Regions from separate parts of the Homo sapiens genome. Here region 2 is linked to region 1. The links are chromatin loops, found by intact Hi-C in ENCODE. Cell type or tissue: PC-3. All regions are shown on one strand. Links, peaks and the distances in the headings refer to the core of each region. The heading gives the core; the rest is flanking DNA.

Evidence for each region. Peaks named below come from ENCODE experiments on the same cell type or tissue, not always from the same donor. Only the 100,000 strongest peaks of a DNase experiment are listed, where the experiment ranks them.
Region 2: it touches region 1 in a loop (7-fold over the local background); 1 of 110 quality-filtered maps calls a loop at or near these places.

Annotation. Positions count from the first base shown.
Region 1 is chr11:27,767,267-27,772,865 of GRCh38, forward strand. No RefSeq gene overlaps it. Among named protein-coding and RNA genes, the nearest start is that of BDNF, 70 kb to the left of the region's middle. In PC-3, for the core only: no CTCF peak of the experiment used is centred there; a DNase peak (open chromatin) is centred at 3,535; H3K27ac peaks cover 690 bases.
Region 2 is chr11:27,895,256-27,900,854 of GRCh38, forward strand. No RefSeq gene overlaps it. Among named protein-coding and RNA genes, the nearest start is that of MIR610, 160 kb to the right of the region's middle. In PC-3, for the core only: no CTCF peak of the experiment used is centred there; a DNase peak (open chromatin) is centred at 3,046; H3K27ac peaks cover 934 bases.

The DNA of each region.
Region 1 (5,599 bases), core at 1,060-5,059:
TTTGACATTCCCTCCTCATTCTTCTCAATGCTGACAATGAAGAAGCGTTCCTGGTGATTCTGAGAATATAAGATGTCAGGGAATGGGTGGGGCTAAAAATCTAAGCACCCAAGCCCTGTTTGCACCTTCCCTGAAATTTAGCAAAGAGAACTTTTTATGACAAAATCTGCCCTTCTGTGTTCTCCATGGTCCTCTGCGACCCCTCTCCTCTTTGGCATCTTTCCGGAGGGCTGCTCCCTGACTGCTTCACCCTTCTCCACTAGTCCTTTCCTTGCCACCAGCACAGTGTCTGGGTCACTGCCTCCATGACAGCTCCTACACTACCATCAAAACCAAGAGCTTGAGGAAGGTAGAACAGGACAGCCAGACATGTCTACAGTAAATGCAGCTTCATTAGAGCCCACACTTACCTTTTAACAAATGGGAAAGGTGAGGGCCTGTATTAGTCAGGGTTCTCTAGAGAGACAGAACTAATAGGGGATATATTATATATTATATATTTATATATATGTAAAGGGGAGTTATTAAGGAGTATTAACTCACACAATCACAAGGTCCCACAATAGGCTGTCTGCAAGCTCAGGAGCAAGGAAGCCAGTCCGAGTCGCAAAGCTGAAGAACTTGGAATCACGTTTGAGGGCAGGAAGCATCCAGCATGGCAGAAAGATGTAGGCTGGGAGGCTAAGCCAGTCTAGTCTTTTCATGTTCTTCTGCCTGCTTTTTTTTTTTTTTTTTTTTTTTTTTTTTTTTTTTTTTTGAGTCGGAGTTTCGCTCTGTCGCCCAGGCTGGAGTGCAGTGGCGCGATCTCGACTCACTGCAAGCTCCGCCTCCCGGGTTCACGCCATTCTCCTGCCTCAGCCTCCCGTGTAGCTGGGACTATAGGCATGCGCCACCATGCCCGGCTAATTTTTGTATTTTTAGTAGAGACGGGGTTTCACCGTGTTAGCCAGGATGGTCTCGATCTCCTGACCTCGTGATCCGCCCGTCTCGGCCTCCCAAAGTGCTGCCTGCTTTTTATTCTGGCAGTGCTGGCAGCTGATTAATTGTGCCCACCCAGATTGAAGTGGGTCTGCCTTTCCCAGCCCACTGACTCAAATGTTAATCTCCTTTGGCAACACCCTCACAGACACACCCAGGATCAATACTTTGCATCCTTCAATCCAATCAAATTGACACTCATTATTAACCATAATAAGTCTACCCCTTATCAACTTGAACCCATACACATCTCCTGAGATCATACATAATATTCAAATAAAGATAATCATAGGTCATAATTATGCCTAACATAATACAACTATCCTTTGCACAATTGGAAATGCATCTATCCCCAATCCAAATGCTATCACATAAAGTTAACAACACTTAAATGCTGATATGAAGTCAATAAATCTTATGCCACATGATAATGGAAAAAGGAAATAAAATGAAGATTTTTTCTTAATACAACTGTATACATGCACAAACATCTTTTTAACAAAAGAAGGAGGAAAGACTCATGATAATTACAGTCCTCATTTCTGCAGCTGGTCACGTGGTCTTAGCTGGTATTGATGACTACCTTCTTCTACTACCTATTCTGTATTACCTTTGCCTTCAGTAAGCACCTCAGTACGTCATGGATTTTTCCTGGTAGAGTGACCCAAACTTTCATTCCTGAAGGGTCTGGGTCATTTGTAGTTCTGCCTGGATTGAGCCGTTGTAATTTCCCATTGACCTTAATCAACAGGGCATGGTAATATTAAGAGACGCCTCAAGGGATCTCCTGTATTCCATGCATACTCTTCCTTACCTCAACTGTGGAGTATTAGACTGATTTCATCTTAATAGTCTGGGTCAGTCACTCCAGCCAACACTGTAACTCCCTTCTTAGCCTGCTGACTTAAAGGTAGGAGGAGTCCAAAGTGTCCAGGTGGCAATCTTAGGACTGATAGGCCATTCTACTGTTCTATCAATCCAGCTGCTTCAGGATGATGGGGAACAGGGCCAGAGAGAAGTAGTAGAATGGAGAGAGAAATAAATGACAGAATGAAATTAAATTGCAGGCTCCCTGATCAGTGGTTAAATCAGCTAACCCAGCAAAACTGGTCTGCACTGTCAAGGCCAAAACAGGACTCTGTTTCCTTATATTTATCCAGAAGAACTTCTTTCTTTTCTAATGAAAGCAGGGGAAATAGTTAGAAGCAACGATGAGGTCCAATGGCAGGGTGCAGAAAGGGTGGGAGGGATAAAATGTTTCTTTCCTTAGAGAGAATACCCAGATCAAAGAAAACAGTTGCCTCAGCATCTTGGGTAAGGACGTTTTCATAGCCCTGGGCATAACCATAGCAGCTATCCTTGATGACCAAGGAAACCCTGTAACTGCTTGAGCCCTGCTCTGGTAGTCAGCTGTCTGTTCTTGTAGATCAGACAATGGAACAGATGAAGGGCAATGGTATAGGCTTGTGCTTCCCACTGTTTCCAATGCTAGCAGTACTGAGCCTAGGTGAGCCTCTCACCTCCCCACATCCCTTGGCAATGCACCAGTTGCATTGACCTAGCTTGTTCACTGGCCTTGACCTCCAGCACTGTGCATTTTCCATTGTACCAATCTGGTTTCTACTAGATGTCTGAAGATCCTGAAGGTTAAGCCATTAGAAAAGGTCTTTTAGTAAGGAAGCAGGATTAGGTAGTACTGCTTTAAACTACTTGGTTAAACTTTTTGGTTTTAAATCCCACTTTATCCTTATAGCTACAGAACCCTTGGCAAGTTATCTACCCTTTTTAATCTTCCACTCTCTCAGCTATAAAATAGGGATAATAACTAAGACACCTGGGGTTCTGGAGATGACCAAATAAAATAACACACATAAAGCAATTGGTGCTATAGCAAGTGCTCAGTAAATGTTAGCCATTGGTAACATGCAATTAACAACTCATTTTCCTTTCCCAAGTAGTGTGAGATGAAAATGGGAAATATATTGAAGCCTATGTGATTTTGCATATGGGATAATAAAAAAGCACTGGACTAGAAATCTACTCTGTTGTTGCCTTTCTGTCTCACCTAGGGAAAATCTCTTTTATTTCAGGCCTTAGTATTCCCATCTGTAAAATGAAGGCTCCCTGAGGTCCTTCTGTAACTTACATTTTATGCCCCAGTTTTTAGCGATGCAGCAAGCCATTGGGAATAGTATTCGAAGAATTAGAGTTAGTTATACATGCTGATCAGCACTAAAAGCTGCCTATTTTCTTAGCCTCTCCCTTGAGCAAATGCATGAGTGGTGGGGGCAAGGGAGGGCCTGTGTTTGAAGCATGGGAGACATAAGAACATCTGATTCAAGAGTAGACTTTTTTTGTGTGGGGGGATGTGTGTGCATGTATTTTAAATTAGAAGTCCAACAGAGAGATGGGAAATGGAAATGGCTTTATTCTTATGATCAGAAAGTTAAGTGTGACAGAGTTATGACTAATTCACAGGTAACGCAAGCTCCAGAGGAGAGCACTCAGGAAATAGATTGGCATGTGTGCTATTTTTACTGCCTCCCTTCCTCCCTGGCTGTCCAGAGCCTCAAGTGAGCCTTACTCATGGGCAGGTGGGGAATTTCCTTGAGGTATCGAATGTGCTGATGTCGCTTTGTAGCCTAGTTATGTCATGAAAAGAGAGGTGGAGGAGCCAAGCAAAGGGTGCCTGGTAGGATGGAAGCAGAACTCAGAAAAACGTAATCCTTCATTGCCAAATTCTGTCTCTGAAGGTCTAAGCTCTGGAACATTATCTGGGTCTGTGCTGGGCATCTTTTGTGTCTGGGGATCTGGCCAGCATGCTTTCTTTCTGTCTCATTTGAGGTACTGCAGGCTTCTACACATTAGGTCAGAGAGCCATCAAACACTAGTGTGACCAGTGAGAAAAGAAGGGATCTAAGACCTATTAAGAGCCAGTGAGGCACCACACACTAGGCTTGTTGATTTACACACTTTCTCTCCTTAATCTTCACAATATCCTATGGGATGGGTGCGGTAGTTCCCATTTCAGTTGAGGAAACTAAGGTTCAGGGAGATTAAGGAGTTTGCCAAAGTTCAGGCAGCTAAGAGGTGGCAAACCTGGTATTTGAACCAAGATACATCTGATTTCAAAGTTTTTTTTTTTTGAGAAAACCACACTTTCATGTCAGCATCATATGTTCAGCCAAGAGTCAGGGGATAGACTTACCTTTCAGCCAATTCCTTACAACACTACCCGTTTTACCTATTTTCCAGCTCCATTGCCTCCCTTGGTCCATACTGGAAGATCATTATGGAAAAGACCAAATCCAATAAGAATATATTCAATCTGTATCATGCAGACTAAACTTAAGTTTCTGACAATCCTGTGTCATGCAGACTAAACTTAAGTTTCTGACAATGCAAAGGCAAAGGAAGAATGTGAATCAATAAATATTATATAAAGCATGAAAGAAACATGCCCAAGGGGAAGTATTATATTTTACAATGCAAATTCTTTGAGCAAGAATAGTAAATAGTGTATACCACAACTCCTACTCCTAAGCTCAAAACAGACATGATTAATTGATCACAGAACTCCTTCTCCCATAACCTGAGTGCAGCCTCAGAATTCTCAAATCCTCCTCAGGAAGCAGGCACCAATTAATTTGGAATCTCTTTATCATTCTGTCTGACAGAGAAGCTATTCATTTCTTCACCATTCCTGTCTTACAGAGAAGCTATTCATTTCACCTCAAAGAAGTAACACAATTTTCTTGGAAGAGGGTGTATTTGAGAAAGATCTTGAGAAATGAGCAGTATGGTAGTGGGTAGGGAATGGTCATCCTAAGGGGACAGCATAAGCAAAGTTAGGGAGGCCAGGAGGGAGAAGAACTTAGGAATGACGAGTAATCTGGTATGAGTGTTTGTGTGTTAGGATAGGGGATGGGAATTGTAGTCCTTAGGAAAAAAAGAGAAGTTAAGTTGGATTAAAGTACAGAGGGCCTTGAAAATCATGTTAAGATAGCTATTCTTTCTTTCATAAGTTATAAAGCATCATGTTGAGATGTGTTCTAGAATAGCACTTCTGGCAGTACAGTGCAGAAAAGGTGAGAGAGGGTTCCACGAGGTGTAAGTATTTCAAAAATTCTAGATAACAGAAAATAAAGGTCTGAATCAAAACAGTGGCAGTTGGGAAAAAAGGAAGGAAAGAGGGAAGGAAGGAAGGAAACAAGGAAGGGATGGAGGAAGCCAAGTATTTAACATGTATCTATCATGTGCCTGGCATTATTCAAGATTCTGGGATATAGTGGTGAACCTGACAGATAAAAATCCCTGGCCCTCATGTAGTTTCCATGGATGATACAAGTAATAAATAGTAAACAACAACTGAAAGATTAGGATTAATTAAGACAGAGATAAGTGTAATGAAGAAAATAAAACAGGGTGAAGTGCTAAGGAAGTGCCTGGAGGAGACAAGACAAGATTGGAAAACCAGAGAAGACTGACTGTGGAGGGGATATTTGGGCTGAGATCTGAATCGTATGAAGAAACTAGCCATGCAAAAATCTAGGGAGTCAAAGGCCTTAAGGTGGAAGACACTTAAAGAGCTTTCAGAGCAGAAAAGATCCAGAGTGGCTGA
Region 2 (5,599 bases), core at 601-4,600, 130 kb after region 1:
TAAAAATAACTAATTTTTAAAAAATGCTTATTAGGAATAAATATACATGAGATAAAACCACATAGAAAAGCAAAGGAATGACAAACACAGAATTCACGTTGGCAAATACATCACATGGAAGGAGGTATGAAGAAGGAAGAAGGAATACATGAGTATATGCAAGTTATTCCAAAGTTCCTGGTGTCTATGTTGGGTGGTGAATTCATATATTGTTTAAAAATCGACAAGGTAAAAAAGAAAAGAAGGCCATGCTTGGACCAATGCAAGAGTGACTTGAGAACCATGGATTATGATTAATTCTATGTGCTTAGGGTCTAATAACAAAACTGAACAGATTGTTTGATAGGTTGGTAGTGTAGAGATACCAGAGAGTGAAAGAGAAGAACTTCTAAAATCACTCCAATAACCACTGTCCCCAGCCCCAACCATACTTTTCTACTTTCTGGGTCATGGCTAACTGGTATGAGCCCAGAGAATGACTGTACAGAGTCAACAAAGCTACTAAAGCTTAGAATATTTTCATAATAAAATATAGGAAAATTTATCTCCTTCCTGGAGCAATTTTGTATCCCCAGAACATTTGCATTTTTCCAACTTCATTTCCCTCTTGCAAGAACACATGTGAACTTCGCATCCCTCTACCTCTTCCAGTCCCTGGCTCTTGCTTGTATGGGTTTAGCACAGTTGACACAGACAGGTCTTTATTGGAAAAAGTCCTGGGTTCTAATCCCAGTTGCATCTATAGTTGCTGAATGACCCAAGGCAAATTATTTTCTTTCCATGGGCCTCAATTTATTCAGTTGGTATTATACACCCTCTTCTTTGCCACATACATTCTGACTTAGTAGATCTGGGTATAGCCTAGGCAGGTACATTTTTAAAAAGCTACTCAAGCAGGAATCACTGTGCTTGTTGACCTCTGTATCTCATTCACACACCAAGGTTCTTACTGTAATGCTTTAATGCTTTTGTTTTTCTGGGAGTTTCACTCTGTGGTTGATACTCATTGGGCTGGGTCTTTCTCTGGGAAATGGCCATATCCCACAGAGATAGGAAGCCAAATTTCTGCCCTGCAAATCTCACCCTTTGTTGTAGCCAATTTGTCTGGGAGTTGTCACCTGACTCAAAATAGGTCAATTATAGCCACTTTCCTAGAAATTTGGAAGTGGGATAAAGAAATTCCAGTCTCACTCTAGTCATTCCCATGAGTCTCAAGGGAGATTTCTGCATTGTAACACTGAGTAACAGAGAAAAGTTTCAGAAAAAAGTTGATGCACTGAAAGAAGAGGAGATGGGAGATGAGAAGTGCATGCTGAGTTCTCCATTGTTTTTGATTTATTGGTTCCATTCCCTATAGATGCCTGACTTTCTTCCTACCTTTGGATACATGAGATAATGAGACAATAAAGTCTTCTTTATTTTGCTTAAGTTGCCTCCTTAGAGATAATTTGCATAGTGCATGGTCTCTCCTGCTCGGCTTTCATCCTGGACAGGAAGAATTTCATTTAGCCTAATGGGCTATACAGACTTAATAGCTATAGTTAGAAAACAAACAGCTGACCTGGGGCATGAGGGCAGGGAAATCAGAGGGATGTAAAAGTGAGCTAAAATCCTTAGCTTGTCAGGGGGAGATCGAAATGTATTAATTCTACACATTAGAAACGTGTATTTGAGTAGGTACGGTAAAATGTTCAAGATAACCAGTAGAAAGATGGACATAAAATGTATACTTTTCAAATAAGTACAGTAAAACAAAAGTAAAAGAGTTTTAGACCTTTTGATAGTATATAGCTCCCCATTAGAGAAACACAAACAGAAATATGAAGACTCCTTCAATGAAAAGAGCAATGATATCAAATCAATAACAAGATTGACATGTTTGCCCTACTGAATTTACAAGCAAAAAAACAAACAAACAAAAATGTTAATGTCCAATGTTACCTAGAGTATGGAGAAATAAACTCCTGGTGTGTATATATATTGTTACAATATTTCTAGAAGGGAAATTTGACAACATTTGCCAAAAACCATGATTTACATAATGTACTTTAACTTTTAACCTCAAAATTCCACTTTTAGGAATGTTTCCTAAAGAAATAATTAAGAATATAATTTAAAGTATTTATTCTAGCATGAATAATATTAAAATAATCAAAATGTTCCAAATTATAATATTGTTACAGTAAATCATGCTACTTTCATACTTCAGAATTGTATGTAGTCATTATCCATTATAATGTAAGTTAGCATTTTATTAGCATCAAAAGCAAAGACATTCATAATGGCATAAGAAATAGCAAGATGCAAAGCAAGTGTACTGAGTTGTTATAAATTAACATATATCTCTATATACATAGAAAAAAAATGTGGGGAAGGGTTCAGACCATGGTATTAAGTGATATGTTTTTCTTTCAGTAATAAGCTTTGCATTAGTTCGTTCTCACACTGCTATGAAGAAATACCCAACATTGGGTAATTTATAAAGAAAAGAGGTTTAATTGACTCACAGTTCCACATGGCTGGGGAGGCCTCAGGAAAATTATAATCATGGCAGAAGGCACCTCTTCACAGGATGGCAGGAGAGAGAATGAGGGCCAAGTGAAGGGGGAAGCCTCTTAGAAAACCATCAGGTCTCATGAGAACTCACTCACTATCATGAGAACAACATGGGGGAAACTGTCCCCATGATTCAGTTATCTCCACCTGGTCCTGCCCTTGACATGTGGGGATTATTATAATTCAAGGTGAGATTTGGGTGGGAACATAGAGCCAAGCCATATCAAGCTTGATGTTCATTTTCTTCTTTTTGATTGTGTTTCACAGTGGCACCTTTTATGATAATAATACCTTTTTCAATAGTTTAGACTTAGAGTTGACCCAGAGCTTTCATACTCATGATGCCATTTGAGCTGTGTAACACTGCAGGGAGTTCAAGAGGGAAAATACTATCACCATCTACTCTTACTCACAAGAAAATGGACAGAGTTAGTAAGGAGCAAAACTGGCATTAATCACCAGGTCTTCTTCCTCTAGGGCCAGTACTCTCCCCACTGCCCCATGAGAGAATAGCACAATAGTATGCCTAAACTCTCAACAGTTAAGCAAATTGAAACATCAATACATATGACACATTAAATACATATAAGTCTGTGGACACAATAGGAAAGAATGCTAATTAAGAACAAAAGAAAACCACAAGGCATATACATAGGATTTGTAGCTGTATAAAAAAAGTATGGATACACACACACACACACACACACACATACGTTGGGGAGGTCACAATCGTCTTGGAAATATACTTATAGGAATACTAAGAGAGTTTGGCATTTTGTGTGTAAAATTTTGGAAATACATTACTTTCAAAGTGGGCAGTGTAGGTAGAACTAAGTTTTGCCAAACACATGGGCAAGTCAGAGGATAAGAAATCAGATAAAATTAAATACAAGGAAGGGCAAGGGATTGGAATGAAGCATGAGGGCAGGGTGGCCAATTGTTCTTGTTCTCCCTGGACAGAGCAGTTTTCTGGAACCAGGGATTTCAGTGCTAAAACTGGGAAAGCCCTGAGCAAAATGGGACAAGTTGGTCCCCCTACCATGCAGGAGAAGAGGGAAGAGGTTGAGGCAGGTTTCAAAAATTCAGAAAGCCAGCAAAAACAGAGTGAGCAGGACAGAAACCTGAAAAAAGAGCCTGTGCTCTTCTTTTAACCTTATTTGAGGAGGCAAAGATTTGCTGGCTGCTGCTAGAGGGAGAGAGCACTATTTCATAACTGGACTCCAGACTTAATTTACAGTAGAACTCAGCAGTTGAAAGCTGTTGAATTGGGCATCTGATGACCTGGATTTACAACTTGGCTCACCACTCTCTGGCTAAGTGACCTGGGGCAAGTTCCCTGACCTCTTTGCTTAAATGTCCTCATCTTTAAAGTGGAAATAATTGTAATCCCACCATATAAAGTTATAATGAGTATTGAATGAGATAATGCTTGTATGTATAATGCCTGACACCTATCAGCTCCCAAAATGTTAACTGTTGTTATTAATACAATCACTCCTAACCTGGAAGCAACAATAGGCTGAATGGGGTCTGTGGTCATTTGCATTTACTACCTAGGCACTAAAGTCATTCCGTATTAATCAATGGTCTTCTAATTTATGCAACCAACAAACATATGAAAAAAAGCTCAACATCACTGATCACTAGAGAAATGCAAATCAAAACCACAATAATGAGATAACATCTCACACCAGTCAGATGGTGATTATTGAAAAAAAAACAAGAAACAACAGATGCTGGCGAGGCTGTGGAGAAATAGAAAGACTTTTACACTGTTGGTGGAAATCTAAATTAGTTCAACCATTGTGGAAGACAGTGTGGTAATTCCTTAAAGATCTAGAACCAGAAATACCATTGACCCAGCAATCCCATTACTGGGTATATACCCAAAGGAATATAAATTATTCTATCACAAAGATAAATGCACTTGTATGTTCATTGCAGCACTATATGCAATGGCAAAGATATGGAATCAACCCAAATGCCCATCAGTGATAGACTGGATAAAGAAAATGTGGTACATATACACCATGGAATACTATATAACCATAAAAAGGAACAAGATCATGTCCTTTGCAGGGACGTGGATGGAGCTGGAACCATTATCCTCAGCAAACTAACATAAGAACAGAAAACCAAACACTGCATGTTCTCACTTATAAGTGGGAACTGAACAATGTGAACACATAAACACAAGGAGGGGAGCAATACTGACACTGGGGCCTGTCAGGAGGGTCTGGCGGGGGGGCAGCATCAGGAAAAATAGCTAATGCATGCTGTGCTTAATACCTAGGTGATGGGTTGATAGCTGCAGCAAACCACCATGGCACACATTTACCTGTGTAACAAACCTGCACATCCTGCACATGTACCCCAGAACTTAAAATAAGAGAATGAAAAAAATAAAATGAAATAAAGTTGTAAAAAATATGTGAATAAAAAAAGAGAAAAGAAAATTGTCTTCTAATTTCCAGTTCTTATCCCAACTACTTCTGATCCTGCTCACAATTTACACCCACCTGTCTATCTTGCCACCTCCTCCATGCCAGGGTCTTTCTCCACACTTCTTCCCTTAAAACAGTTTGCAAGGTTCATTCCCTTCGAAGATACTATTGTATCCCTTTCCCTTGAAAGAATCCACCATCTCCAGGGAATACATTTCTGTATTGTTAGCAAGGACCTTCTAGAGACAGAATATTTCAAATGAGAGGCACCATGGGGTTTGCAAATTATGCTTTCTAGGCCCTTCCACTCATACTCCAGACCTTTCCACTTTTACCCTGCGATGACTAGGAAGAAGGCTGGTCATGCTTACGCTGCCTGAGACTTGGTCTGCAGGGGGCCTGAGAGATGGAACGGGACCATAATTAGGTAACCAATTGGACAAGTGCTTGGCAAGTATAACTAGGAGTGGAGGGATGGGCCTAGAAGTAGGAAAAGGGAGCTAATTTCTGAGTTCATCTCTGGGAACCTCAAGCCACAGCAGTTTTTTATTTTTGGAACGTCCCAATCTCAGTTGTCAATGTTATATTACCTGTGGAAA